Regions from separate parts of the Mus musculus genome. Here all the other regions are linked to region 1. A link is a loop called in an ENCODE intact Hi-C map of the cell type or tissue named here. Cell type or tissue: left cerebral cortex. All regions are shown on one strand. Each heading gives the region's core, and the rest is flanking DNA. Links, peaks and the distances in the headings are about the cores only.

Region 1 (10,344 bases), core at 688-8,687:
TGTACAGAGGAAGAGAGCTAGGGAGAAAAGAACAACAGAGCCCATGAAAAGCCTGCACCTCTCTTCTCTCTCAAACAAAGGAGAGCCAGCACACATAAGAACGTCTGTCATCACCAGTCTCTCCTGCATTTTAAAAAAGGGATGCCTGTAGATCTGTTTGTCTCAGCTATCCATGTTCCCCTGTTGTTGAAGCACAAAGCCTCTCCCAGACGGATCCCATCCATCACATGCCTAGCTGGTTTAGAAAACGCTCTTTAAAAAGGTCCTGTGGCACACAGGCCCAGTCAACTCTGTTTATACAGGCTTTAGCCAGTCACTCATTCAGGAATACACCAACTGCCGTCAGAGCCCCCTGGAACACAGCGACAACACATGTTCTCTGCTCTAGTACTGAATGCTAATAAGAGAGGCTCATGTGCTAGGTGAGAGATCTGTGCAGATCAGTAACTGGGAAGGGTCAGGGCGGGAAAGCTAGGGCCTGGGGGAGGAGGGGGGATAGAGTGGTGTTAAAAGTAGTGGTCATTCATTTCAGAGAGACAGATTTAGTGGAGAACATGCCTGCCACCACTCTCAACACTGGGCATGCCCACTTGCCTGGGACACCATCTCTGGGCCATATCTAGGTAACTGGGAGCTGCTGCTGGCTATAGCATTCAAGGGTGAGCAAAGAGATAGACACGTGTATGCAGGGGGCAAGCAGTCCACAGGACTGACAGGGCACGGCCATTCTCACAACGGACTAGTTCAGGCAGCACCCTGATAACAGAGCACAAAGCCAGATCCTGGACTCCTGTTAGTTCTATAGGGTTCAGCTCTCCGGCAGAGATGAGATTTCTCAGTTCTGTTGGTGGTGCTTTGTACCCTGGTTCACTAGTCTGAATGTAAGTTCTCAAAGGTAGGAAGAAATTATGTTGCAGTTAATTGAGTGAGGAATGACCTGGGTGTTTTGTCTTTGTTTTTCAGTACTAGTTTAAAGGACATAAAGTTACTATTCAGCAGACTGTTGCTTGCCCCCTAACCCCAGCATCTCCCTCTAAGCTTGAATACATTTTTATCACCCCAATTGATCCGCGGCTCCTTTTCACATCCTACCAGGGCTCTGAGGACTTCTGGTACATACCACCAGCTCTTCACTCAGTAAGGGGCAGGCCTGCCATGCACTGCAGCTCCCGTTCAATGCAGCTTCTTTGCCTTAGTGCTGTGTGACTCCCAATTCTTTGATGTCAGCCTTTAAAAATGCACAGATTGGACCAGTGAGGTGGTTCAGGGTTAAATGTGATCAACAGGCCTGAAGACCTGAGTTCAATCCTTGGGAGTCACACGTTGGAAGAAAAGACTGGCTCCCAGAAGTTGTCCTTTGACCTCCACATGCTGTGTCTTGCCACATATATACTTGTAAAGACACACACACACACACACACACACACACACACACTCAGAGGCACAGATTCCTGAGAGCACACACGCATGCACGGGGTATGTGCAAAATAAATAAGGTAAAAGCGTGCACCAATTACAAACACCAGAAAAGAACAATCCTCCAGCCCTGAACATTTTCATACCAAGACCACATGCAGATCTCAGCTCCCTGTTTATAACGAATCCAACTAAACACCTGGGTGGGAAAAAAACAACTGAACCTGCATCTTTGAATGCATACTCGGCTATAAGAAAGCTAATTTTGATTACAAACAAAAAACTGGCGACAGGAGAAATGGAGCAAATGAGGGAGAGGTGAATGGGAAGTCTAGGTTCTAGAATTCTGAAAACTACAAGGAGGTCAGTGTCCCTTGTAAGCCTCGGGCAGTTGTGGAAGAGGTGGAGGCCGGGTCCTTACTCCACCACACCTCTGACTCCACAGTTACAATGCTGAACTTTGGCAGCACGTCCAGATAGATCCAAAGGAAACCTCACACAACCTGGTAATACCAAGGAGCTGCTAGGCTTGGAGGGACCCTGGGGAGGAGAGAACCAGACCTGAGGCCAGAACAAGGGGATATTACCCGCCCTCCCATACTTTTCAATTTTGAATTGTGACGTAGCAACAAATTTATCAAACTACAACTTATTAAGGCACAGAACAGTGTATGCATGTGTCTACATCGAGAGTTCTATCACAGGCCATTGAGCTTCTAAATTCACAGTGCATGATCTTCTGGACCGTAGTTCAGAATTCCCCTCTGTCTTCTCCACTGCCGTCCTCCCAACCCTGCCTTAGAAGGATGCGCTTGTCCTTGGTTAGCAGAAGAAAACATCCTAACTCTGTCCAGTGAGAGATACAAGAGTGGTGGAGGCAGAAGCTTGGAGTAAGGGAGAGTGTCCAGAGACTGTACATCGGGTATGAAGCCAGCACTAGCTGCAATGCACGCCATTTCAGGAACCATTTCTGAGTGTGTGCATACACAGCCATCAGCAGGGGCTTATGTCCCTGAGATGTCTAAATCGGAGAGACAGGAGGCACTACAGATATTGAAAAGCCATGATCTTAAATACCTGATGGGTTCACATTTTCCATCACGGACCATCTGCGGCCTGGGTTTGGAGGCGTCACATTGCCAAGCTGGACTTGTTCCTCTTGAGGTTTATGGTCCCTCTGTCACTGTGTGGGATGGTCTGAAATAACAGTGAGAATTCAAGGCCATCCTCGGCTGCACAGCTTGCAGTCAGAACGGGCTGCATAAACCCCATCTCAAAAACAAAAGACCAAAACCACCCCTCAAAGTTAGGTCAATTTTCTTAATATAACTTAGTTTCTATGGGAAACAGTCAGTTGGAATATTCATGCATATTTTCTAGAACAGGTTCCTCACAAAAAGCAGGTAGCGTCTGTATTTCTTGATAAGCAAGAATGTATTTCAAATGTGGCATAAGAGCCAGCTATTTAAGAACCATCTCTGTGATTCAGTAAGAAAATTAAAATTATTAATGAAATATATTTTATCATGAATAATCCAATTCCACTGTTTTATTTGCTAAATGTTGGGTAAATAATTTTTTATACAGAACCATGAGTTATTCCAATGACAGATACACTCTGGGTTCTGTCAAGCCTTAGCATCTGGCAGATTCTAGACAAACGTCACTTGATAAATGAATAATGGAATAAACGTCAACCTGGTGGCATTAGAGAAATCATAGGTAGGGCTGTTGGCACAATAAACAAACAATGGCCTTTATTCTAAAACAGGAAAACCTCAGTATTAAAATTAATGGTAAGTTCGCCTCACATAGCTTAAGCAATTCCAGACTGTGTGATGAGAAAACTGTCTGGTTCAGAAGATCTCAAGTTCAGGGTCTTATATAGTCAGTCCTCTCTCCCCACCGTACTCCTGGCTCTCTCCTAATTCTTCAAAACGGACCCAAATATTACTGCAAGTGGCACAGAATACTTGCAAGTGTTTTCTGATGCTCTTTGTTCAACTTTGCAAAAACAAAACAAACAAACAAACAAACAAAACTCTATTTTCCTTTCCGGGAGGGGGCGGCTTTCTTGGGAATTTCTTCTGTTCTTGAGGGTCAAGAGCAAACATGTGAAGATTTTTCTTTTCATCTTGAAACTCCAATTCTGCTTTAAGATAAACTATGTCCTAATTATCCTGGGGACCACTGAAGGTAGAAAGTCATTTCTCTCTTTGTGTCTTTTCTTTTTAACCCAGTCACTTAGAAAAGATGAAGTCGTGGCTAGTGATCAGCAAGCGGGAACGAAGCTGAGCTGTCTCACTTTAAGAATGTCTCAAGACATATCCTGCTCTGGCAGTTCCAATAGACCAGCGCAAAAACCCAACTCCTTGTGGCTAACCAGAACCTGCCTGGCTGAGCTACTTTGTATTCACTGCCCTGCCCTTTCCTGCCTTGAATAGACTTGGAGAACGAAAAAGCACCAGCTTTTGGAAAACCTGTTTCATCTTTCCAGCCAGAAAGTGCAGTAATTGATGCCTAGACCTCCAACTTCTGACAGACCTCTTGGTGAAGGTATGGGCCAGCAAGCAGGACCTGCTCGCAGGCAGAACTCCTTCCCCTAGCGCCCCGGGAGCCGCGCTCAACCGTGCGCTCCTTCGCAAAGGCTGCACAGGTTCCTCCCTCCAGTCCTCCTTCCCAGCACGCTCCTGGGACCCAAGTGGGAAAACATTCTCCTCTTTCCACCCCACCCCACATTTACAAACGCAAGTCTCCATCCCAGGGTGGCAAAGGTAGACGATGGATGGTTCAAGTATCATCGATTCCATTCATCACTGCATCCAGCACAAGGACGCCGCCTCGTTGCATAATTAAGTGATGAAGGCTCTTCCCAGGAATCTCTCCATCCAGGGACGTCTTTAAGTCGCCACAGCACACACCGAGGTAGCTCGCTGAGGAAAACCGAGTCCACCACCCTTCTGTCTACCCGGCAAAGGGGTGGGGGACAGCACTTCATTGAGACCCGCCACCCCCGAGTTCCCAGCTCACCCTCGTACATCGGCGCTCGCGCTCCTCCCAGCCGCTGGCGCTCTGCTCGGGCCTCGCGGGGCCTGTGGGCGTCCCCGGAGCCCCGGAGGCGGGCTCTGCCCAGACCTCCGCACCGCTACCCGCCTACCCTCCTGCAGGGTGCAGGGGTGCAGCCACGCCGGAAGGAGGAAGCCGGGCGCGTGCGAGCTTCGGGGTGCAAGACCGCCGCCCACTGCCGCCCGGGAGTGTGGGCCTGGTCCTGCGCGTCGTCGCCGCCACCGCTGTGCACGCGCGCGCGCGTCCACGTTGCAGGAAGCCAGGAGGACGCACCGCGCACCCACCATCCCAGGCCTCCTGGTCCCCATTGGCCTGTGGAGAAATTGTACAGATGCAGCAACCCAGCCGCACCGCGCAGAAAACACCTTGGAGAAGGCAAAGGAAATCCAAAACTTAGGAAAACGCAACAATGTCAACGACAATGAAACACATAAGTAGATCAACAATCATTCTTTAAAAAAAAAAATTTTTTTTGACCTGAGGAAAGGTCAGATCGCTTGAGCTTTGGTATAGTACAAATCTTTATTCTTCCTTAGTTATTTGCATTTGTTTCTATTCTGTTTTATTTTGTTTTTTCTTTTTTAAAAGACCATGCCTCAATGGAGTGCAGGCTTACCTGTAACTCACTCCGAAGCTCAGGTTGGACTCCAGCGTGAGGCAATCCTCCTTTCTCAGCCTCAGGGATGCAGGGCATGGTAAATGCTAGGTACCACACCTTCCTCTATCCATAGATTTTTTAAAATTACTTTTATTATTTTTATGTTTGCATCTCTGTGTGGGTGTGTATACTTGAATATAGGGCCCACAGAGTCAGGAAAAGTGTGGGATCCCTTCCAGCAAGACTTAAGAGGGAATTGTGAGTTACTCAGTGTGGGTGCTAGGAACTGAACTCAGGTCCTCTGCAAAGGTGGTACCACCTCTTAACTGCTGTGCCATCTCTCCAGCCCCATTCATAGTTTCTTAACAACCCTGATTGGTTACCTGGGCATGGTGGCTCACTTTAATCCCAGTATAGGGAGGCAGAGGTAGGCAAATTCTTGAGTTCTAGTCCAGCCTGGTCTACAGAGCAACTTCCACCAGGTCTACACAGAGAATGTCTCTCTCTCTCTCTCTCTCTCTCTCTCTCTCTCTCTCTCTCCACACACACACACACACACACACACACACACACAGAGAGAGAGAGAGAGAGAGAGAGAGAGAGAGAGAGAGAGAACTGGTTAAGAAATGTCTGGAGAAAAACTTTTACAAACTGGCAGGGTTGGTTTCTCAGTGAACTTATCTCAGTCAGAAGGAGTCATCTGCAGACAGGAAGCCTCCCCAGGAACACAACACAGACAGTGAATGGGGAGTAGACCCCATTATCTCCAAGGCTGTTCTCCTGCCCAGGAGTACTGGGCCAGGCTCCGAGAAGACAGCTTCTGTGTGATTCAGAAGTCCAGTTTCTGTACGTTTCACTCAGAAGCTGTGACTTTTAAAAGGCCCAATTTATGAAGATTATGACTGACTTTTGTCCTGACAATGGCTGGCCAGCCCTTGCCCACCTCACCTCCTGACTCCTCAGTCCCTCCCTCATCTTGCCACCCCTCCTCTGTTCCCCCAGAACTTCTGGTGGGTCTTCCTCAGCTGGCCTCCTACCATCAGGCTTTTCCTGAGCCTTGACCTGTCTCTTACCTTCCCCCCACCCTGAGCCAGTCTCTTCCACATCCATTCACTTCAGACAGACAGGAGCCTCTCAGCTCTGCCCAATCAGGCTTAATTTCTGAGTATAAAAGGGGATCCAGCCAAGGCCACATTGGCAAATTCCTTGTGAGTTCTCTGCATCTCTGTCTGCCTCAATAAAGATTTGCTAGCTTTTCTCTACTGTCCTGTCCTTGCTGGTCATTCTTTGCAATGTTAAATGGGATCCACTGGCTCTGAGTGGCATGGGTGGCTGTTGAGTCTCTAGGTCCTTAATTCTTTGAGGTAAGCCTGCCTGAACCAAGAAGCAGGCTCTGTCTCATTCAAAGATCCCAGTGAGACCTGAGCTCATGTTTGACTTGAGTCAGGACATTAAAAGACAGCCTCTGTCTGACACCGCTGGGTATAAGATGACTCAGCTCCATGGTCCACTCAGCCTTGCAGTTCCTGCTACAGTTGTATCTCCATACTGTCTTGTTGTGGGTTAAGAGTCCTATAGTTTAGCTAACAGATTCTTCTAAAAACAAGAGCAGTAGACAGTTCTCCACTACACACCATATTCTCACAGGAGAGAGGCTGTCCTCTAGGAAGCGTGATAGGTCCTGTGGTCTGTGGTGTTTTAGAGCCATTACTTTTGCTGTGACAAAATAATAATAATAATAATAATAATAATAATAATAATAATAATAAAGCAACTTAGGGCCTCCTGCTAGCACCAGCAGAATGGACTCCTGAAAGGTGACCCAGCTGCTGCCCACTTCTGCAAAGTCCACCTGTTGCGCTTCCCAATTCCTGTGAACAACAGGCTACAGCAGGAGCCATTCAGACAATTGTTTTCAAATGAACAGGAACCATCCATGAAGCTGATTCAATGAAGGGAGATCCCTGGAGATCCCCAATGGCTTCCCTCACCACACATCCACAGTGAAGTTCCTCACTCCTGCAACCACTCCAACATCTGCCTGGCCATCCCCAAACAAGTGGTCTGACCTGTCTGTTACCAGGACCATCTTTCTCCCTAAGCAGAGCACACTAAGAGAACACAACCTTGACAACCCCTTGAACATGTTCTGCTAAGTGCTGGGGAAATCCATGGCTCCGAGGACGTACCGGCAAGAAATCTACTCAGAGCACAGCACCAGTTCCGAGCCTGACTCAAGCTGCTGAGACTCTCTTTTGTGGAGCCATTTTATCTCCTGCTTGATTTATATGTGAGAGTCTGTACCTTGAACTGTGTTTTTATAAAATTAAGTCTAGTTGAACCCTCAGCAGTGTATGGAAAATAAGTGTATTGTACCAAAAAAAAAAAAAAAAAAGCAACGAATTAAAAGAGTGTAGAGGTTTCGATGGGTAGAAATATTCGGGAAGGATTAGGAGGTGTGGCTTTCTTGGAGGAGGTGTGTCACTGAGGGTGGGCTTTGGGGTTTCAAAGCCCACATCATTCTCAGTTATTTCTCTCTCTGTGTATTTGTGGATCAGACATCAGCTCTCAGCTACTGCCTACCTGCCTACCTGCTGCCATGTCCCCAGACATGATGGTCATGGACTCTAATTCTATGGCACTGTGGGTTCCCAATTAAATGCTTTATATATTACAAGTTGTCTGGTCACTATGTTTTATCATGGCAATAGAAACATAACTAAGACAAGGAAAACGGCTTTGTGTTGACTTATCATTCCAGAGAGACGGAATGCATCCCAGCAGGAGAAACTCGAGGTCAGCTGGTCATCCTCCTCAGCCTCAGTGGTCTGGAAGCAGAGAGAGGATGAAGTCAGGGGTGCTTCCTTGGGCTCATTGCCCTTTTTTATGCTTATAGAGTTCAGGACCCAAACCCAGAGAACTGTGTGCATTCCAATGGGCAAGTCTCTCTCCCCAAAAAAACTCCCCCCCCATGCGCCCCAATTAACATGATCAAGACAATCCTCTATAGACCTACCAACAAGCCAACAGAGCTTAATAATTCTTCACAGAGACCCTTTTCCCAGATTTTTGTCACTCTGACAAAAACTAGCCGTACAGATGAGAAGTACACAGGAATCCTACCTCAAGGCAAAGGGTGGAGGTTGTCTGGAGGCCATGCATGTCTGTGTAAACACCTCTTCTGGAGCTGGCTCTTGGGCCCAGGACATCATGTGATCACCTCAAAGGCATCTTAGCGCCATCCCATTTGCCAAGTAATTCCTAAATTATGGCTACTGAATCTGAGCGGTAGAACGGGCACTTCGCTTCCTAAATGAACGAGATGGGTTTGTCATTTCAAAGAAAATGAGTGATATTCCTTGCCAGTGATAAAATGTAATATCTTGTGTTAATTTAAACACAATATTTAAACACAAAATATTCTGGAATATTTTCATCCACCACTGTGAATTTAGTAAGATTCCATTTTTTTTTCTGTTGAGACTGGTAGTATTATAACTAGATAGATAGATAGATAGATAGATAGATAGATGATAGATAGAACAATGGTATCATGTGAGGAAGGCATGCTTGCTTGGCCTTTGCTTTCTAAGGGAAGATCCTACCTCCTTTAAGGCCTCCTGGGAAGTGGGAGTGCCTTTTGTTCTAGTTAAACAACTGTAGCTGGGCTCAAGTGGAGCTGTTTTCCAGAAAGACTGCCTGACTAGGAGGCAGGGACTGTGAGCATTATCATGTGAGAAGGTTGAGAGGGGTGGGAGATTGAGTGAACGGACGGAGCTTCTGTTATGGAACCGCCATGAAAACCTCTGGGTTCCTGAGGCGAGTCTAGAGGCAGAAGAGCAAATCTAAGGGCTGAAAAGTAAGTTGCCTGGAGAACTCATGGAAGTTCTGGAAGCTCAGTGGCTCAGTGTCCTGTCCTTACAACCTGGCACACCACACACACACACACACACACACACACACACACACACACACCACACACACACACACACACACACACACACACACACCACACCACACACACACACACACACACACACACACACACACAAGCTTGCCCCAGGCTCCACCTCTACTGGCTGTTGCTGACTTACAATAAAACCTTATATTTAGTAAATCATTTCCCTACGTTCTAGGAGATGTCTTAGCAAGCTGCCAAACGTGGGGCTGTGGTATTATGGCTTGAATAGGAAGTGACCAGGATAGGCTCAAGTTGTGGGGCGACAAACTGGTGGTGCTATTCTGAGAGGTAGTGGAAACTTGGGGAAGTTTCCTCACTAGAGGAAGTGTGTTTCTGACGTCAAAGAAAAGGCAGTCTTGTGAGACTAAGCGCTTAACCTGAGCAACTGAATCCTTAGCCCCATGTGGTTAGTTCAAGATCACATTGAATTGGAGGATGCCTGTGAGTGTCTCAGGAATCAGATAATTAGTTGTGTTAGGTTTATAAGTTTATAAGTGATTACTCCATCAATGATTTAATGTTACAGGAAACAAATATACCCATTGATAAGCATTTGGATTCCATGTTGTAGTAATGGTTAAGGAACTAACCCTGCTAAGTGTGGATTTTAAGGAAAACTCAGGCCAAATTCCCTAAAAATAATGAAATATTTCTTCTTTTGTTCCACTTATCTATGTGATGAACTTTCTTCATATTCCTGGCCTAAAATAGTGTGTTGCAACAGACAACATACAGAAAGAATTGTACAAACCCATCTGTTCTCTCTTAGGTTAACTACTAAAGAGATTTGTAAAATTATATACAGTGAAAATAGAGCTATTTTTAAATGAATTTTTATATAATGAGCATAGTGGGTATATTCATTTAAAATGGATTAAAAGCTGTTTTAGCCTTGCGTCTTTGACTTCTAATACTCTCAAGCATATGTGGCCACAACTGAGGTTACCAGGGGCTTTAGGGTGTCCTTAAACATTTTTAAGCCTGTAAATGGGTCTTTAGATCATAATGTTCGGAAACCAAAAGACACTGAAATTCAAAAAAAGAAACTCAAATTCTTCATTATAAAAAAATAAATATAAAAGGTCTATACTGGACTCTTTGATCATGTTTTCAAATTCAAAGTTGGGGGTACCTGGTTTGGTGGTGGTGCTAGAGGACACACAAACTCCTTACCAACCAATATGCACTCCCATGCTTTCGAACCAAACCTTGGTCCTTCCTCATAGTGAGATGAACGAACAGATGCATCTAGAGAAACAAAGATGACCAGGAGGATGTATGCGGAGTGGAAAGCCATGATCCT
Region 2 (10,344 bases), core at 1,292-9,291, 74 kb after region 1:
TCACTGTGTATGCTCTCTGGTTGGAAGTTCAGTCTCCTATACGTGAGTTAATTCTGCAGGTTTTCCTGTGGTGTTCTTCACCCCTCTGGTCCTGTCAATCCTTCCTCCCCTTTCCCCCAGGATTCCCCAAGCTCCACTTAATGTCTGGCTGTGTGTCTCTGCATCCGTTTCTATCCGTTGCTGGATGTAGCCTCCCTAAGAGAATTATACTCGGCTACTGTCTGCAAGGAGAGCAGAGCATCACTAACGGTGTCAGGGATGGACTCCTTCTCGTGGCACGGGGCTCAAGCTGAGCCAGTCATTGGTTGGCTCTCCCCTCAAATTCTGCTCTGTCTTTTACCCCTGCATATCTTGTAGGCAGGACAAATTATGCGTCTAAGGTTTTGTGGCTGTGTTGGCGTCCCAATCTCTCCATCGGAAGTCTTGACTGGTTATAACCTAGATGTCCCTTGACCAAAGAATAGATAAAGAAATTGTGGTACATTTACCCAATGGAGTAATTCTTAGCTATTAAAAACAATGACATCATGAAATTTGCAGGCAAATGGATAAAACTGAAAAGATCCTCCTGAGTGAGGTAACCCAGACCCAGAAAGACAAACATGTATGCCCTCACTTATAAGTGGACATTGGCTGTAAAGAATAACCATGTTACAGTCCATCGACCAAAAGCAGCTAAATAGTAAGGAAAGCCCCAAAAGGGAACCTTGATTCCCACTGAGAAGGAGAAATAGATTAGACATTGTGGGGAAGGGGGACTTAAGGGCGGAAGGGATGGGGATAGGAACAGGAAGGATGAGGTTGGGGGAAGATGGAGGAAGAGAATACTGAATGAAACAACTGGATTTGGGAGCATTATCTCTGGGACAAGCTAGAAACCTAGGGCAGTGGAAAGTTCCCAGGAATCTATTAGAGTGAACCTAGCTGAGACTCCTAGCAATAAGGGATATGGAGCCTGAACCAGCCACCTCCTGTAACCAAGTTTATTATCAATGAGTTCAATGGTAGAATTGGGCATTGACTAGAAAATAATCACAAACCCGTAAGTTATTTATCTAATTGTACTAAAAATATTGTCAGTGTGAGTCATATAGAGGACAATTAAAAGGCAGATTTTCCCATGGAATAAAAAGCAAGACCTAACTATATGTTCTCTATAGGGTACCCACTTTTAATATGTACATTCAAGTAGCTAAAAACACAGAGAGAAGGGTATACCAGGCAAATAAGAGACAATGTGTTATATTTACTTCAAACAAAGCAGATGTCATAGGAAGTCAAAATACCAAAAATAAAGGAGGTACAATCTAAGGATTTCACCGTGATAAACATTCCACTCAGACAACATCTCCAACAAGGAACCTAATAATGGCATACAGAACGTAACAATTGTGAGGACTGCAGGACATCTAACCAATTTTACAGTTGAGGATTCTAACATCTATGCTATATAGTTAGTCAATGCTGGGGCTGGAGTGTGAACTCACATCATCCTTGCTGTGAATGGATGCATGACCACTCTACAACCCCTGGGCAGACCCTGGGTGTGCTGGCATGTGTTTGTATTGAAAAGGTTGAGGCAAGAGGCTCTCAGGAGCTTGCTAGCCAACCAGCCAGTCAGATCAGTAAGTTCCAGGTCAAAACATGAGGCCCTGTCTCAGCAAAGAAGGTGGGGAGCAACTGAGGAAGACACCCGAGGTTGACCTCTGGCCTCCATATATGCGGGAGCGTGCGCGCGCACGCGCGCGCGCGCACACACACACACACACACACACACACTAACAATAAATAAATAAGTAAGTAAAAAGTAACATATGGAGTAGGTTAAAAAATCTGTAAAGATGTAGCTGAATCAGAGAATTAATTGCAAAGGTTTGTATCACACAGCTAAAGCAGTGCTGGGGGATATATTAGTCAGCTTTCCATCCCTGTAACAAAATGTCTGAGATAAACAACTTAAAAAGGGAAATGTGTGGTTTGTGGTGACTCCATCCAGTTGCTCTGAGCCTGTGGTAGCACAGCCCATTATGGTGGAAGCACACAGTGGAACAAAAAGCTCCTTACCTTCATTGACACAAAGAGAGGAGTACTTGAAGTCCCAAAGAGCATGCCTGTGATGGGCTGTATATGTTCAGCCCAGGGATTGGCACTATTAGAAACTGTTGCCCTGTTGGAGTAAGTATAGTCTTATTGGAGTGGGTGTGGCCTTGTTGGAGTAGGTGTGACCTTGTTGGCATGGGTGTGGCCTTGTTAGAGTAGGTGTGACCCTGTTGGAGTAGGCTTTAATACCCTCATCCTAGCTGCCTAGAAGCCAGTTTTCTAGCAGCCTTCAGATGAAGATGCAGCACTCTCAGGTCCTCTTGCACCATGTCTGCCTGGATGCTACCATGCTTCCCGCATTGCTGATAATGGACTGAACCTCTGAACCTATAAGCCAGCACCAATTAAATGTCCTTATAAGATTTGCCTTGGTCATGATGTCTGTTTACAGTAGTAAAACCCTAACTAAGACAGAATTTGGTACCAGGGACTGGAGTATTGCTGTTATATACCTGACTATGTTTTTGTTTGGAAGAATGTGGATTTTAGGACTTTGCATTTGAAAAGCAGTAGAATGCTTTAAATGGGGCTTAATGGGCCATCCTAGTAGGAATATGTAAGACTTTGTTGCTGAGAGTAATTTGAACTGTGCAGACCTAGCCCAAGAGGTTTCAGTGGAGAAGAACTTCAGTATGTGATAATGTGAAGAAGTCACCCAGATGGTACTGGTTTTGAAGACATGAAGGGGTCATGAAGAGCAGCTGAGGCCTGGCACTGTGAGAGGCCTTGGAAGACCATTGGTGAAGGTGCAGCCTCAGTTGCAGTTGATGGCCCAGGACTGACTGGAAGGGTCGTGCAAAGGAGTTGAGGCTTGGCACCATGAAGAGAGTCTATGAAAGGCTATTGGTGAAGCCTAGTTGCCATGGGATGATCTTCAAGAACAGCAGCAGCAGTGGAGTAGATCAACTTGAGCTTAAAATGATACAGAGGGCAGAGCTAGAGAAGTGACCTAAGCCCTTTGGAGGAGCCCAGAAGATCATGTATGGATCCCAGACATTGAAACAAGAAGCTGTAACACTGAAGTTGCCTTGGAAACCCCAAGATGTTCTAAATGACAGAGGCATGGGCTATCTGCTGAGGAAATCTGCTAACAGGGATTGGAACCAGCCCAGGAAAAAAGAAGTTTATTGTAATCAACAAAGATGAAAAAGGAGATGGAGATCTGAAGACTGTTTTGTCATCAGTCATGGAGATGTGGAGTTTGAGCTTGCCTACCTGTTTTCCTGTTTTGCTTTGGGGGTTACAGTTAAGTGATTGGATGAATCTCAGAAGAGACTTTGAACTTTGGACTTCTAACATTTTTAAGACTGCTATAGACTGTGTGGATGTTTAAAATTGGACAAAACATATTTTGCATTATGCTATTTTTAGATATGACCCCCCCCCACCATAGACTCATATATTTGGACAAGCCTCGGGGGGGGGGTGCCATGGAGTAGGATGTGGTGGTTTGTATGTACTTGGCCCAGGAAGTGGCTCTATTAGAAGGTGTGGCACTGTTGGAGTAGGTGTGTCACTGTGGGTGTGAGCTTAAGACCCTTATCCTAGCTGCCTGGAAGTCAGTATTCTGCTAGCAGCCTTTAGATGAAGATGTAGAACTCTCAGCTCCTCCTGCACCATGCCTGCCTGGATGCTGCCATGCTCCCACCTTGATGATAATGGACTGAACCGCTGAACCTGTAAACCTTCCCTAGTTAAATGTTGTCCTTGTAAGAGTTGCCTTGGTCCTGGTGTCTGTTCACAGCAGTAAAACCCTAACTAAGACAATGTCTGCTGTGACATATGAAGATTCATCTCACTAGGCCAACTCCTAAGATTCCTCCACCTCCCATAAACACCAGGGGCTGGGGACAAAGCTGTAACACGTGAGCCTTTAGGAGATGTTATAGATAAAAAAAAAAAAAAAAAACAGCAGAGAAAAACCTAGATCCTTAGATATTCTTATATTTACAATGAGATGTATAATCAATAACCCAAACTTTTACCTTAGGAAGTGAAGAAAATAAAAGCATTATAAACCTAAGTGAACAGGAGGAGGAGAACAGATTGAGGAAGAGGATGAGGAGAATAGACAGACAGACAGACAGACAGACAGACAGATAGATAGATAGATATCAGACTAGAAATCAATGACATTGAAGAGGAAATTAGAACGAACAAACTCCAAAACTAGCACTTTGAGAAGTCTGTACGTGTTTTTGAAGTCCTCTAACTACCTAGCAGCTTGTGAAACTTTTAGTCAAACTATCCAAGGAAAGAGAGCGAGAGCACACAGTGCCAGTATTAGAGATGGATAGCTGGGCTGCCATGATTGGTTCCCCAAAAGATAATGGAGATATTATGAAGAACTCTACTACAAATTTGTTAATTCTGATTAAATGAGCTACTTTCTTTCTCCCCACCCCCCCCCACCCCCCCAGCCGGCTCCGGTCCTGCTCTCTCCAGCCTATTTATTTATTATTTATATATAAGTACACTGTAGCTAGCTTCAGAAGATATACTCCAGAAGAGGGCATCATATCTCATTACAGATGGCTGACAGTCACCATGTGGTTGTGTAATTTGAACTCATGACCTCTGGAAAAGCAGTCAGTGCTCTTACCTGCTGAGCCATCTCTCTAGTCCATGAGTCACTTTCTTAAATGATAAGAACAGTCAGAATTCCCAAGAGACATAAGCAAACTGGTAGGTTTATGTCTGTTAACGGAGCTGAGTCAACAGCTAAACCATTTCCAAAAAGGAGAAGGCACATATGGTTTCATTGATGAGTTAGACCAAACATTTGAAGAGGAAATGTGATGATTCTCCAAAATATCACCCAGCTACCAACGCCTGTGGAACACTTCTTCATGTAGCCTCTGACGTCACTACAAACCCAACATCACAGTTAGCTGAAAGAACAGTAACTCATGCTATATATACATATATGTCATGTATATATATGATATACATGTATATCATACATGTCAAATAAACCCTTTCTTCTCCAAGGTGCTTCTGGTCAGTGATTTATCACAGCTACACAAACCCTACAACAATATCTTTAGGGTATAAAAGAAAAGAACCACAGATTCTATCAATTAACAGAGAAAAAAGTTATCAAAATCTAATATATACATATACACATGCATATATGTATACATATATACATATACATACATATATGTATGTTGCTCCTATTAGATGGCACTCTGGAAATAGTAGTAGTTACTGCCATAAAAATAAAACAAAATAAGAAGGATAGAGACAAAGCTGTCTTTAGTTGTAGGAAGTCTGTCTTTGTTAAAGCTATAATCCCCCAAATTGACACAAACATAATTGTAAATGAACATGCAAGGTTGTAGGATAAATGGCCAAGGTATCAAAGCGACTTTGTTTTCTGATTATCACTAGTGAATAATTGGAATTTAATATCGTCAAAGTAACTCGCTTGAAATAGAGAAATAAACAAAAGACAGTACAAATGTAATGAAATGTATAGAATCTATATGTTAAAAAGCAAACAAGAAACATAGACGAATCACCATGGAAACAAACTTTGGGTGGGTCTATGAGGGGTTATATAAGTTAGATATGTTAGACGGACTGAGATTGGATGTGGCTGGTACTGTCCCATGGGCTAGGTCCTGGAGTGAATAGAAAAGAGAACATGGCTGGGTACAGGTATTTTTGGCTCCTGCTTCCTGGCTGTGAACTTTAATTTTCCCTGTGATCTTTAGACTTTGAGAACAAAAACTCTAAACAACAGGAAAAGCTGAACCCTTCCCATTATCCTCAAATAATCACAGCAGTGTGGCACTGCTTGCTTTTAATGTGAGAACAGGGGCCCTCAGGAGGCCGGGGGTTGATTAGTAAGAGATCAGGCTGGGCGTGGGCAGTTGAATTCTGTCAGATCCTCACTGGACCTCAAAAGCAGAGCATGAGGCTGACTTACTGTAGCAATTTCTGATTCACCCATCTCTTCAATTCTGCCATGACTCATCTTGGCACTTCACAGACTCACACAACCTCCATGCCCACTCCCCAGGCTCAACACGAGATGGCTAAGCATTCCGGACGGAGGCTTTTAGAACCATTTGATATGAAAAAGGTGCTTGTGCTCATTGCTATAAAAATAGATTCCAGGCTTTCAAAAAAATCCTCTTTCTAAAGCCTATTTCCAGGAGGCCTGTGACAGCAGCATCCTTGAGTGGGGCTGTGTGAACAAGCAGCTTGAGTAACCAGCGTGAATCACCGTGACTTCATAGGTCAAGGTGTGTATGCATTCTTGGGTCTTCCTGTATATCTCAAGTGGCCTTACTGCTCTGAAAGAAACTCAGGCTCGTAAGAGAAAACTTGCTACTTGATGCTCCACAGGCACCTTCTAAATACTGCCTTAGGATCAAATCGAAAAACACCAGCAATTCAAACACATTCTAAAATCTGGTAGAGCTCATTCATAGAATAACATCTAACCTATATTCAGACAGTACCTGTGCAGCACTGAACACGGCCTGGAACCTGAGCCTTCTCAGATCTTCATGGAGCCTTGGGTTTCACTACCGGGATGTGTGGACATGAGCTCTTGAGATGCCAAAGTTTGGCTCGTAAGTATTTTCCAGCACTGTGGCTGTCAGCCTTCCTAATGCTGCGACCCTTTAATACAGTCCCTCATGCTGTGCTGACCCCAACCATAACATTATTTTCATTGCTGCTTCATAACTGTAATTTTTCTACTGTTATTAATTGTAATGTAAATAAATATCAAATATTTCTAATGGTCTCAGACAACCCCTGTGACAAGGTGTTTTGACTCCAAAAAACGGTCATAACTCACAGGTTGAGAAATGCTTAGGTTGAGAAATGCTACCCTAAAGGTGTATATGGTAAAGACTTTCTCTCAAGGTAGTGGCGTTCTTGAATGTTGAAGGACCATTAAGAAATGGTTACAAGTGGGAGGTTTCTAGGATACTGAAGATGTGGCATTTTGTGTACTCAAGCAGAAGACAAAAGCAATGGATCACTTGATTGTAGATAGAATTTCTAAAACTTTGACCTAAAAAAAAAAAAAAAAAAAACCAACCCTTTGACCTAAAGTTTAGGTCTTTACCTGCTGATTACACCAGGTATCTGTTCTAGTCACAGGAAAATGAGTGAACCTTCAAAAGTGTTTAATATGACTACTGGTAAGTATAACCTGTTGAGTACCCCATTGCTGGGCATGGTCAAGATGATTGGACAGGACTTCCTTTTAGTGTGCTAGATGAATGGTTTTATGTCAAGTTGGCACAAACTAAAGTCATCTGAGAGAGGGACCCTCACTTGAGAAAATGCCCCACAAGATTATGTTGTAGGCAAGCTGTAGGGCATTTCTTAATTGGTGAATGACCGGGTGTGGCCTACTGTGGGTGTGGCCACCTCAAGCTAGTGGGCTTGGATTCTATAAAAAAGCAGGCTCAGCAAGCTATGAGGAGCAAGCCAGGAAGCAGCACCTCTCTATGGCCTCTACATCAGCTTCTGCCTCCAAGTCCCTGCCCTGCTTGAGTTCCTGTCTTGAGTTCCTTTGATGATGAACTGTGATGAAGAAGTGTAAGCCAAATAAGCCCTCCTCCCCAAGTGTCTTTGGTCATGTTGTTTTGTCACAGCAATAGTGACCCAATCTAAGACACTTGGGTATGATCACTCTGCTCTTCTTGGCTGGCAGAGCCCCATTCTTGACTAGCTCCTGCACTTTGGCCATAGGCACTGATGCTTGGTAGATACCTCCAAGTCTGCTTCTTGAGTATAGATTCCCCTTGTTGAGTAGCTATGAATATCACAGTGGGGAGGAATACAAGGATGTGTAGAAGACTTTGTTCCTTCCTTGGGGTCCTGGATCCTTCCAGACATCAAAGGGGCTGTAGACAGATGGCTGGAGAATAGCAGATTAAATCAAGAAGATTCCTTCCACAAATATTGACCTTACTATGGATATAGTGGTAAACAATCTGCCTCCAAGGGGCAAAAGGGGATGCACAAAGAGACAGATTTTGCTTAACCCTGCAGCCACAAAGAGAAAGTATGATAGGTTACCCATGGGAGAACCCAGAAGATTCCTGCAAGACACAGGAGCCAGCACACCCCTGTCCCTCACACCCTATCCTTCCACAGGCTCTCCAACTAGGGCCTTGCTGATTCTCCTCTAAGTGGCTCAGGTCACCACCAAGAACAAGGTTCTGGTTGTTTGTTTGTTTGTTTGTTTGTTTTGTTTTTTAAAGCTTGTTCTCCTCCCAAGCTAAGCTTGTTCCTCCAGATGCCAGGGGATGTGCAGCAATACCAAGGAAGGGAAAACTCCGTCCTCCCTGGCAAATCGATGCTTTTACATACACCACCTCCTTCCTGTTTCACACAAAAAATAGCAAATGGGGAGATACCCCTGGAAGGCCAGCCATCAAGATTACCACCTCCTCTGAGATTCTCAGCTTGATAGAATGCTATTTCCCCTCCACCCAACTCTCGGCCACATTCCAGGCACCAGTGATCTCTTTTTCCCAGGGTAAGCGTGAAGCATTACTGAGAAACACGAAGTGGAACTTTCATGTATCTCCTGCCAGAAGTGTAAGAGTTGCTCTGGGCATCCAGCAGGAAGCCAGCCTAAGGAAAGACCCACTTTATTAGACACAAGGACAGGGCAGAAGAGGCTGGGCAGTGGGATGCTGCTCACTTTGAGGCAAAAGTCAGGATGAAGACTTTAGAGCTATTGTATCTTTGAATGGATCCACTCTGGATGGGGTCTTGAGCCAGGGGAGGATCTGAGAGACCTCTCTGACTCCACTGTTCATATAACTCACCCTCTGCTCACCAAGTTGGGGGTTGACATAGGAAAGGAAGGTCTTGATAATCTTTGAAGAACTTTGAAAGAGCTTGTACTAGAGACTACCTCTTCCCACATGATGCCGTTTTGGGAGTCTGTTGCTCCGTGGTTCTATACGTGTGTTGAGCAGGATGCTGTAATCTCCTGGACCCAGAGACAAGTGCATGCTGAGAAGTCTGACTGACAGCAAAAGCCATGAGTTTTAAAGTGTTTGTTAGGACTCTCCTCCTGACCAACAGACACATCCTCTAAGTTGTCAGGACATACCTCCCAATTTTGGCTTACATAAGCTCTTTGGCTCAAGAAGGGAATATCCCCATCCTCTTCCCACAACTGTAGCATGGCTTTCACAATGTGCAGTCTGATTCCAGGCCCACCAAATGCATACAGTTATTTAAAGCCAAGTTTAAGTTAAATAAAATAAAACATTTAGTTTTTCCAAACATGCTGGTTGCATTTCAAGTGTTTAACGGCCATTAGTGGCCATTAGTGAACTTTGGACCTTTAACATTTTTGAGACTGCTATAGACTATGGGGACTTTTGAAGTTGGACAAAACATATTTTGCATTGTGCTATGTTTAGGTATCCCCCCCCCCATAGACTCATATATTTGGACAAGCCTCCGGGGGCCAGGGAGTAGGATGTGATGGTTTGTATATGCTCAGCCCAGGGAGTGGCACTATTAGAAGGTGTGGTCCTGTTGGAGTAGGTGTGTCACTGTGGGTTTGGGCTTAAGACCCTCATTCTAACTGACTGGTCAGTATTCTGCTAGCAGCCTTCAGATGAAGATGTAGAACTCTCAGATCCTCCTGCACCATGCCTGCCTGGATGCTGTCATGCTCCTGCCTCTGATAATGGACTGAACCTCTGAACCTATAAGGCAGCCCCAATTAAATGTTGTCCTTATAAGAGTTTCTTTTTAAACTTAAAATCTGGGCTGGCAAGATGGCTCAGTGGGTAAGAGCACTGACTGCTCTTCTGAAGGGTCTGAGTTCAAATCCCTGCAACCACATGGTGGCTCACGACCACCCATAATGAGATCTGACACCCTCTTCTGGTGCGTCTGAAGTCATCCACAGTGTACTTATGTATAATAATAAATAAATCTTTGGGCCGGAGTGAGTAGGGTTGACTGGAGTGAGCAGGGGTCCTAAAAAAAATTCAATTCCAACAACCACATGAAAGCTCACAACCATGTGTACTACTACAGTGTACTTACATACAAAAATAAATCTTAAACCTAAAATCCTTATGTCAGGACCCCAAAGATGGAGTTGGGGGTCACTAGATCTCTTTATTTATTCCTGTTCCCAATGTGGTCACATAGGATAAATCTCTCTTTGCAGGTCCTCAGGGATCTAAGAGACTCTGGTCCAGTGGGAGTGGCCAGAGTTACAGTTCACCAAGAGGA
Region 3 (10,344 bases), core at 1,035-9,034, 90 kb after region 1:
GCCTGACTTAGTTAGGGTTTGACTGTTGTGAACAGACACCATAACCAAGGCAACGCTTATAAGGACATTTAATTGGGGCTGGCTTACAGGTTCAGAAGTTCAGTCCATTATCATCAAGGGAGGAAGCAGGGCAGGGTCCTGGCAGGCAAGGTTCAAGCAGAGCTGAGAGTTCTACATCTTTCATCTGAAGGCTGGTAGTGGAAGACTAGCTCCCAGGTAGCTAGGACAAGAGTATTAAAGCCCACACCCACAAGGCCACACCTCCAAATAGTGCCACTCCCTGGGCTAAACATATTCAAACCATGACACTGAAGGAAATCAAGAACCTGGACACTAGAACTGAAGCAGAGGCCATTAAGGGATTCTGGCTTGCTCATCCTACTTTCTTACACAACTCAGGACCACCTGCCCAAGGATAACACTGCCCATAGTGAGCTGGGCCCTCAGGACAATTCTGCACAGACTTGCCCACAGGCCAGTCTTACTTATGGCATTTTCTCAATTAAGAGTTCCTCTTCCCAGATGTGTCTAGGTTCATGTCAAGTTGACAAAACCAACCAAAACTCTAGGCATGGTTATCACTGGCCATCCTAGGGGGAAAATGACCATAGGAATAAGGCTGTGGGCCTTCACACAGGAGATGACACTGTGTCAGGGTCAGTGGGCAAAATCCAACATGAATGCTTTGAGGCTCTGTCCCTCAAATGAGATATCTGAGTAGTTCTAGAAGAATCTTGACTCAAATTAGCAGAAGCCAGAAGTTACTCTAAAGGTCTGAAAGTTAATAAAAGCATGGCATTTTTCTAAGTTCTATTATATTAGTGGAATTAGTCAATGTTTTACAAATTGATCATTTTTATTGTTTTGAAGAAATAGAGTTCTTTAGCTTAATTAATGTATATCAAAGTTATTTGCAGAGCTTGCTTCCCCTATCTCAGGCTATCTCCTGCTGCAAGCTGTCTGCAGCAGCCACTCTATCTTCAACTGTCTCCTGCCACTTAAAGAATCTTCCCTTTCCCTGTCAGTGTAAACAAATTCAAGACCAGCCGGTCCCTTCCCTATCTGCAGGGACAGACAGACTAGTGGTCATAAAGACCACAGCTGCCAGAAATGACCATCCTTGAGAAAACTTCCCTACCCCTCCTCGGTCTGAATTCTGAGGAAAACTACAAACTGCTTTGACCTTGCTGATTGCTGACTAAGTTTCCTGCCAAATTAAAATTATACTGTTGCTTTATTAGCCAATAATAAAATAGGTGTGTGAGCCCCTTCACAAAAAGTATAGATTAGCTGTGTTTTAAGCAATCGGGGTTGACTCTCCCTGTGAGGCTGAGCAGCCCCATGCGCATCGGAATAAAAACCTCTTGTTATTACAGCTCGTCAAGCTGTGTTTCTGGGGGTTGAGTTCTCTATACCTGGGCTCTGGGGGTCTAACAGTTTCTTTTTTTCAGTGTAAATGAACACTCATGTTTGTGACTGATCTTATAGCCATCATATTATAGTCATAATTTTGTACTCTTTTCTTAAAGAGGGCCCCAAGATTGAATGCATGTCATATACCACACTATTGTACCTGGTCTTGTCTTAGTTACTTTTCTATGGCTGTAATAAGACATCAGGACTGAAATGACCTACAGAAGGAAAGGTCTCTTTGGCTTCTGGTTCTAGAGTGATGAGTCTGTCCATCATGTGGGGAGCCAGGTGTACTGACTGGTTTTGGGTGTCCACTTGATACAAGCTGGAGTTATCACAGCTTGAGGTTTGGAGTCCCCCCCCCCCTTGAGGAAATGCCCCCATGAGATCCAGCTGTAAGGTATTTTCTCAATTAGTGATCAAGAGAGGAGGGTCCAGCCCATTGTGGGCAGTGCCATCCCTAGGCTGATAGTCCTGAGTTCCATAAGAAAGCAAGCTGAGCAAGCCAAGGGAAACAACCCAGTAAGTAACATCCCTCCATAGCCTCTGCATCAGCTCCTGCTTCCTGACCTGCTTGAGTTCCAGTCCTGACTTCCTTTGGTGATGAACAACAGTATAGAAGTTTAAGCTGAATAAACCCTTTCCTCTCCAACTTGCTTCCTGGTCATGATGTTTCTGCAGGAATAGAAACCCTGACACATGGCAACAAGAGATGGGCACCAAAGCAGAAAGCTAACAGCTCACATTGCAGCTGTGAGCAGGAAACAGAAAGAAGGCAAAAATGGAAGTAGCACAAGACTTTAAGCTCTCAGTATTGACCCAGAGACATATTTCCTCCACAATGGCCACGCCTCCTAAATCTTCCCAAACAATGCCACCAACTAGGAACCAAATGCTGAAAACTACGGGGCTACTTCTCATTTTAACCGCCACAGTTCTTAAATAAAAATTTGCTATAGGTTTCTTACTCCTATCCCTGCCCCCAGATCTCACTTCTCCCTATAGTTAACAATGTTGCTTTCTGTTTGTGTGTGTGTGTATATGTCTCTGTTTCCATTTGTAAAATTAAAGATGCAACCACATGTAACTATATTTTTACTTAACTTTTTATTTTATACCCAAAGCACTGGGCTTATATACATTATTCCTAAACAAAAGGGTGATTAAATCTTTTCATTTTTCTCTTTTGATTTATTTTTGGTTTTAAGTAATAGTCTGAAAAGTTCCCTGCCCTACCTCCCCCCATTTCTAAGTTACAAAATTAACCCAAGTACAGCAGCATAGTTTGTAGTGTTACCTACTATGGCCACTAACTACAGTACGAGTGACCAAGGCAGCTCAGTCAACAGGGTCTCAAGGGAGGGAGGGAGGGGGGATTGAAAAGAAAAAGGCAATTAGACAGCATTATAACATGATTCCAGCCAGTGCTGAGTCTGAAGAGGGTTTGTTTTTCTCCAGTCCACTTCTATATCATTCTAGGTACATACAAAGTATAAGGTCAGTTCTAGGTCAAGGAACAAACAAGGCAATAAAAAGTCCCGAGGTATTCAGGAACTTATCAAGATGGTCAAGATCTTGAGCCTGCTTCCATGTCCTGGCTCAATGCCAAATTCCTGACAAATTTATAGAAGCAAACCCAATAGCTCTTTTCACAGGAGAATAGTTCAAAGTCAGCCTGGCTTACATAGCAAAACCCCGTCTTTAAAAAAGTTAAGTTAGCCCATGTTTTCCTTTAATGAGTTTTCTTCTTTAAATTGTAGTGTATGCCGTAAAGTAGGAATTCAGTTTTATCTGCCTCCAAATGACTATCCAGTGTTTCCTACGTCCTTCATAGAAGGTCTACATACCTTCCCCAGTCAACTAAGATTTATACACAGTGTCATGCTGTGGCCGAGGCTTGTCTCAGAACTCATGATGTAATCTCCAATTAAAGGCTCAGCTGAACAGTTTGTTTCTCGTGTGTATTCAGTTAAAGACTTTATCCATGTTGTAGTCAATGTAATAAAACCAAAAGTCAAGACAATGAGTTAACAGGGGATTGTTCTGAAGCACACCTGCTGTAAAAAGCAACTGGGAACATTATTTCCAATACACCAGGATACATCTTTCAGTGGATCCACCTGGAGCAAGGAAAGGGCAAACCACACCTGCTTTACTGCTGTGCGGTGGAGAGAAGCCTGTGATCAAAGTCCCTCAAGTTAAACTATCTCACAAACTGATTTTGGAAGTGAAAACTGGGAAAATTCATTCACAACACTAGGCAAATTAATTAACACTTTAAAAGGTCTGTCTGTAATCTGGTTGGAATGTGTTGGGTTAAATTAAATCCATGCTCCTTGTTTTTTTCAGGGAATAGTGTAATTTTTTTTCTATATTAGTGATTATTCCCCAGAAATTATCAGTTCCGAGTCCTCAGCTGCAGGGATTTAAGTTGTCTGGAAATAACACCTTAGTGTAACTGTAGTTTTTGTTTGTTTTTATAGACAGAGGTTCACTCTCTAGCCCTGGCTGGGTCTCCTGAGTATTGGAATTATAGATGTGAACTACCACACCTAGACACCTGCAGTTTTGAAAGCTCCTTGGTAATTCCAAAGTGTACCCACGGTGTGTGCTTGAGCAGAGGCAGCAAGGTAGTCCAGGGCTGTGGAAGGCCTTTTAACTCCCGTGCTCTCAGTTCCAGCTCCGAATGCTGTGGATCGCCCTGGAGCCTGTGCTTTTGCTCAGGGTCACACGAGTCTGGTATTAACCAGAGAAAATGATTCTCACTGTGGCCTTTTCCTTTTGTGAGGGTGAAGGGGCGTGGAGCCCAGGCGTTCCCCACTCCACCGGTTTCTCAAATCTGATGCTGTAACCGCAGAGGTTAGACTATGCTCTAAACAAACCCAGTGAGCTCAGTAAACAAACCCAATAAGCAATTCATCCCATTCAACAGAGAAGGTGTGTGACCTCCAGGTGACCCGGGTCACTTTTAATCCTAGCATCGGGTCACTGTCAGGCAATTCTGCTTCCGACAGGCTCCGATTGGCGGCCCGGGAAGTCGCAGAACCTATGCTTACCTCGGGTCAGCCCCAAACAACCAGCCACTTTCCCTAACAAGGTAGCGCCTGGACATGGCCCGAATGACGTCACCCTATAGTCCCACCCACCGGAGGCACGGCCTGTCATTCCAACGCTCTCAGCCTTCGCCCGGGTTCCTGAGGACCAGGCGCAGACTCCAGTCTTCACTTCCTCCTTGGCTCCGCCCTTTTCGTGCCTGGGGGCGGGGAGAAGACCGGAGGGGGCGGTGCCGCGCGTGCGCGGAGAGGAGCGGAGGGGCTGGGGCAGAGGGCTGGTTTGAGTGACTGAAGGCAAGATGCAGGTGAGTGTGGCGAGCTCGGGACCCCAAGTCTGCGGTCGTTTGGCTTGGTGGGCTCGCGCCAGACCCGGAGCCGGGTCTACATGGATTAGTTACAGAACTCGGCGGACTGCGGGGAGGCCCGGCGCAGGCGCACTGCGAGAGGGCGGGTGCGGTCCCTCCGGCCTCCTGGGCTGGGCACTCCTGCTCCGGTGCGTCCTGCCCCGCAAATCTCTGTCCTTTGGTAGGCACCGGACTTTGGGCTCGTTCTCCTCCAGGCCTGATGAAGGCCCCGACCCTCCTGCCATCTAGAGCTGACTCTAGATGGTCCGTTGGGAGTGCTTTCTGGTTTCCAGATCTGAACTCTAGGCCTCACGACTATTGTTAATTTCTAATATGAAGAAAGGTGGAACTCCTTAGCAATTTTTTTTCCTTTTTTGAGCTGGAATTAGACAAAAGCCCAAAGAAAGTGTGTTAGAGAACCGCATCGGAATAGCCTTAGAAGAGCAAAAGTATGCGTCAGCCACTTTGTCGCCAACCTTCTATGTGGCTGTGTTTAAGGATTCTGAAGAGTCTGGATGGAGGGTAGATGGACCGTGTAGTTGTGGGCTCCGGCTTAAGAGACAGACCTTGGGGACTGGAGGGGGTGGTCATCTACACATTCAGCAAGCCGGCCACACCTACACCTGGGAGGCAAGAACAGGCTCAAGTAAAGGGATATACCTAGTATTTTGTGCTTACTAAACATTAGCCGTCAGGAGTGACTCTGGAGCAGGCCAGGCGTCTGCTATTCTCAGATTTATCCTTTAGACTCTAAAGCTTAGGGAAGTCTGTGGGTCTAGCCACAGTCTTCCTCTTCCCCAAGTCTACTGCAGGCTCTCAGGACAGACAGATGGTCAGTCAGCATGTCACAGCGTTTTTGCATTTTCAGGTCCCTCTGCCTGGAATGTAACTTCCTTTGGTCTCCAGGTTCCTCTCGTTGGGGAAGAGTTCTCAGGACTCAGATAAACCTTCTTTAATTAGTGCGTAGCTCTGACCTGTTGTTTAGAGAGGCCCAGCTTCAAGCAGACACCTTTCATGGTTTATGTAGGGTTAGCCAGTCGTCTCCTGGTGTTTTGGGGTTTTGTTTGTTTGTTTGTTTTTTCTGAAGCTGAAATGCGCAGGTTTCTGGTTAAGACAGTGTTTGCTGTATCGTTGCGTAGCTCTGACCTGTTGTTTAGAGAGGCCCAGCTTCAAGCAGACACCTTTCATGGTTTATGTAGGGTTAGCCAGTCGTCTCCTGGTGTTTTGGGGTTTTGTTTGTTTGTTTGTTTTTTCTGAAGCTGAAATGCGCAGGTTTCTGGTTAAGACAGTGTTTGCTGTATCGTTGGCGGTCACTTCTCAAGGAAGGGGAACTGGTGGATGTTCACCCCTTTGAGAAAAAGGAAGGGATAAGCAGTCGACAGCAGCAGGAGCCAGGGTCTTAGGGTCACTACCGCCACCCGTCAAAAGCATCCAGGGAAGAAAGGGTTAATTGGGCTCACACTTCTATATCACAGTCCATCACTGAAGGAAGTCAGGCCAGGAACTCAGCAGACCTGGAACCTGGAGGCAGGAGCTGATGCAGTAGCCCTGGAAGGGTGCTGCTCACTGGCTTGCTCCTTGTGGCTTGCTCAGCCTGTTTTTCTTATAGACCCCAGGGCCACCAGCCCAGCGGTGGTCACTCTGACAATGACAAACTCTCTCATCTATCACCAATTAAGAAAAATGCCCTAGGACTGGAGAGATGGTTAAGCGGTTAAGAGCACTGTCTGCTCTTCCAGAGGTCCTGTGTTCAATTCCCAGCAACCACATGGTGGCTCACAACCATCTGTAATGGGATCTGATGCCCTCTTCTGGTGTGTCTGAAGACAAGTACAGTGTGCTTACATACATAAAATAAATAAATAAGTCTTAAAAAAAGAGAATCTTGTTCTTCAGATGATTGTAGCTCGGGGCGAGTTCTCATAAGACTACCCACTATCTGTAGTTCAGTTTTAGCTCTGTTGTCTCAATTCAGAGGCAGTTTCTAATTTTGTTTTCTTATTCCTGTGTAACATAATATTTCCTAAGTAAACTTGTTAATCACACTTAATTAAAGTTAAAGCTTGCTGTTTTCTTTTTCTCTTTCACTCTTGCTGACTCCATTCCACCCTCATATAATTAAATGCCCTCTCTGGAGCATCCACCTCTGTAAACTCGGTCCATATAACCCCGTGGACCAACAGCCTGTTGCTCAGTGCACACGACACAGCTTGTCTCCATAACAGTGTGCAGCTTGTGCCGGTGCCCATTTTTTTTTTTTTATATATTTTTTTTTCCATTTTTTATTAGGTATTTCGCTCATTTACATTTGCAATGCTATACCAAAAGTCCCCCATAGCCACCCACCCCCTCTCCCCTACCCACCCACTCCCCTTTTATGGACCTGGCGTTCCCCTGTACTGGGCATATAAAGTTTGCGTGTCCAATGGGCCTCTCTTTCGAGTGATGGCCGACTAGGCCATCTTTTGATACATATGCAGCTAGAGTCAAGAGCTCCGGGGTACTGGTTAGTTCATAATGTTGATCGCCGGTGCCCATTTATAGCCTCCCTCTTCCTCTTGCCTCTTGCCTGTGAGAACTCCTTGAGAAGGCAGGGCAGGCTCTCAACCAGGAGCCTGCGAGCAGGTATGAGGACCAGAGATCTTTGGAGGATTGTTGCTTACTGGCTTGTCCCTTCTGGCCTGCTTTGTTTGCCTTTTCATATATTTCAGGGCTCCCTTGCCAGGGTGGCACTGCTTGAGGTGGACTGGGCCCTTCCACATCTGTCAGTCAAGATGATGCCCCACAGGCTCATATACAGGCCAGCCTGATTAGCTATTTTCTCCCTTGAGGCTCCCTCTCCTCACATCACTCTAGTTCATGTCAGGTTGACAATAAAACAAACCAACAGAAGTAGCTACCTAAAAATCCATGCACGGAATCATGTCACCATGAGACCTCAGAAAAGCCAGGGCCGTCTCTGGTCATCAGCTTCCTGGGCCTGGGAACTAGTAGACTAAGACGTACCACAGCCCCACAGTCCATGGCCTTATGGTCAGATTCACTTTGGGCAATGTCATAGAAGTTTATTACAGTTTTAAATTAAATTTGTTTAAGGAATGAGCATACTAGACAAAAGTCAGGTCAAAGCTTTACTTTCAGTATTGATGCCAATCTTCCTGTTATTTCCTGATTTTTCCTCCAACACTGGCTCCTCAGGGAGACTACAACGGGGGCCAGCCTCCCTCTTCCTCCTGCCCTCTTCGTCCAGCTGCACAGTAGCTCAAACTCCCTGCTCTCCACCACCTTTCCCGTTTGTCACTTTATGCCTTCTCTCCTGGCTCTGCCCTCACCACATCCTCGTCTTTCCCCTTCCAGGACCCCAATGCAGACACCGAGTGGAATGACATCCTACGTAAAAAGGGCATCCTTCCCCCGAAGGAGAGCCTGAAGGAGCTGGAGGAGGAGGAGGCGGAGAAGGAGGAGCAGCTCCTCCAGCAGTCAGTGGGTGAGCTTGCTCCATCTTTTCCTTTGTCCTGTGTCTATTGGAAGCAAACCACCAACCGCTGTAGTAGACAGACTTCCTTTGGACAAGAGCCGGGAGGCAGAGCTGGGGCACCGGCATCAAGGCTGTGTGTGGTGCCTAGACGGGTGACTCGCAGAGTGGCAAATGAGCCACCTGCAGCCCATAGTCCCTGTCTGTGTCACAGGAGCACATGACTCTGTTCTGAGCTTTACTTTCGCACGGTACCCTAGAAATGAACATTTTTAGTGTTTGTGGCACTTTCTTAGGTAGTACTTTATTAATCCCTGTAGACTGGTTCAGAATATTGACATAGAATAGTTTATTTGATTTGGGGAAGCATGAGATGTGTGAGAAGCATCGTGTCCAAGGGAGGTTTTCTTAAGGTCTCTCCACCTGCCTCAGATCCCCCCAGTTTTGGCCTAGATGTGCTTGATCCCAGCTGAGTCAGAATGTGTGAGGCCAAGCGTCTGACTGGTAGATGGATGCCTTCAGGGACTTCCCGGCGGAGAGATGCTGATGAGAGAGACCTTTGCCCTGTTCATATGAGAGTGCTTGTTTAGAGTAAGATGTTTTAAGATGTATCCAGCTTAATTTAATTGAGTGATTTTTGTGTGTTGGGTGTTGTTCTGGGTAATGGGGACTTAGTGGAACACAGGGCTGACAGAAGTCTGTGTCTTTATGTTTCAGAGCAACAGATGAGCAGTAAGGCCGGGCAGGTTAGGAAGGTTGGAGGGTGGGAGAGATGCTGGCAGTTGGGCAGAGGGGGCTCAGTAAGAAAGTGAGATCTGAGTAGACCTGAAGGAGGTGAGATAACTACTTCAGCAGGAGAGAGGTGGCTTGGGACCTTAGAGAGTTCATAAGGACTTGGTGTCTTGATGTCAGGGAAAGCGGTAGAGAGTTCACAGGGCCTCTAAGGACCAGCCCACTTGGATCCTGAGTCTTATGGTGAAGAGCCTAGCTTTATTGCCATGATGGGAAGTTACTGGAGGCTGAAACAGAATGACCTGTCCTGGATTTTAGCAGCACCACCTTATTGAGCATGGACATTGGTAGTGGTAGTGTGAAATCAAGCAGCAGAAAGACCAGTCTAAAATGTGTGCAGTAATTCAGGCAAGCCACACCATTGACTTGGACCGGTGCTGTGGTAGAGCTCACAACAGGTGCTCAGAGCATGTTTTGAAAGAGGGCCAACAGAATTGGCGATGATCCATGTGTCATGTGAGAGAGAAAAGACAAGAAGACTGCCTGGCTTGGGCTGTGTGAGGGGCAGAGGTGCCATGGCAGGGTACAGAGGCTTACAGGCAGCTCGACAACTGTTTAGGACAGAGTAATGTGGAGATTTTTATATTATGTGTGTATATGTCTCTGTGGGTTTGTGTCTGCGAGTGGAATGTCTGTGGAGTTCAGAAGAGTGCATTGGACCCTCTAGAGTTACAAGCAGCTGTGAGCAGCCTGACATGATGCTAGGAATTGAACTTGGCTCCTTTGGAAGAGGAGCGAGTTCTGTGACCACTGAGCCTTCTCTCCAGCCCAGCTTAGCGATGTAGGCAGGGAATTGGGTTTGTCTTTATTGAGTTAGAAGAGTCACGGCTGGAGGCATACATGTTGGGAGTTGTCAGCATATTCCTGGTATTGTGGGATTCGACAGATAAAGAAGAAAAGGAGACAAAGAACTGGGTCCTATTTTTTTTTTTTTTTTCTTGTGGGGGGTTGAAGCCAGGGTCTCTCTATGTATCTCTGGCTATCCTGGAACTCACTCCTTAGATCAGGATCAACTAAGTGTTGAAGGCACAGGACAGATAGAGGACAGTCCTCAGAGTAGGCAATGGTGGCTTGCGAGAGATGCTTTTCATTACCCAGTTAAGAGGATATTGCCTGACTTGATACCAAGAAGAAAGAATATTTATCACAGTAAAAATAAGATGCAGATTTCTGTGCAGTTGGCTACATGGAAAGATTGTGCTGCCTGCCATATACAAGACAACACTACTGGGGACATTTGGGGCTGGCGCAGTGATGACGATTAAGA

The links. Peaks named below come from ENCODE experiments on the same cell type or tissue, not always from the same donor. Only the 100,000 strongest peaks of a DNase experiment are listed, where the experiment ranks them.
Region 2: a loop joins it to region 1, with 2.2 times the contacts of the local background. A loop is called at or near these places in 6 of 42 quality-filtered maps.
Region 3: it touches region 1 in a loop (8-fold over the local background); 6 of 42 quality-filtered maps call a loop at or near these places.

What each region holds. Positions count from the first base shown.
Region 1 is chr1:38,893,444-38,903,787 of GRCm38, forward strand. Chst10 (carbohydrate sulfotransferase 10) reads right to left here and starts at 4,717. Exons shown (of 7, transcript NM_145142.2): 1 at 4,447-4,717; 2 at 2,494-2,613. The coding sequence starts at 2,515. It overlaps Gm51581, which reads left to right and starts at 3,167. Exons shown (of 3, transcript XM_030243909.1): 1 at 3,167-3,212; 2 at 3,959-4,190; 3 at 4,274-5,507. The coding sequence starts at 3,167. The coding sequence ends at 4,907. In left cerebral cortex, for the core only: a CTCF peak has its summit at 4,593; DNase peaks (open chromatin) are centred at 2,522, 3,850, 4,099, 4,231 and 1 more place; H3K4me3 peaks cover 2,079 bases; H3K27ac peaks cover 1,528 bases.
Region 2 is chr1:38,967,102-38,977,445 of GRCm38, forward strand. No RefSeq gene overlaps it. Among named protein-coding and RNA genes, the nearest start is that of Gm35171, 8.5 kb to the right of the region's middle. In left cerebral cortex, for the core only: no CTCF peak of the experiment used is centred there; DNase peaks (open chromatin) are centred at 4,846 and 6,173.
Region 3 is chr1:38,983,079-38,993,422 of GRCm38, forward strand. Pdcl3 (phosducin-like 3) reads left to right here and starts at 4,736. Exons shown (of 6, transcript NM_026850.4): 1 at 4,736-4,771; 2 at 8,168-8,297. The coding sequence starts at 4,766. In left cerebral cortex, for the core only: no CTCF peak of the experiment used is centred there; DNase peaks (open chromatin) are centred at 4,099 and 4,616; H3K4me3 peaks cover 1,890 bases; H3K27ac peaks cover 1,419 bases.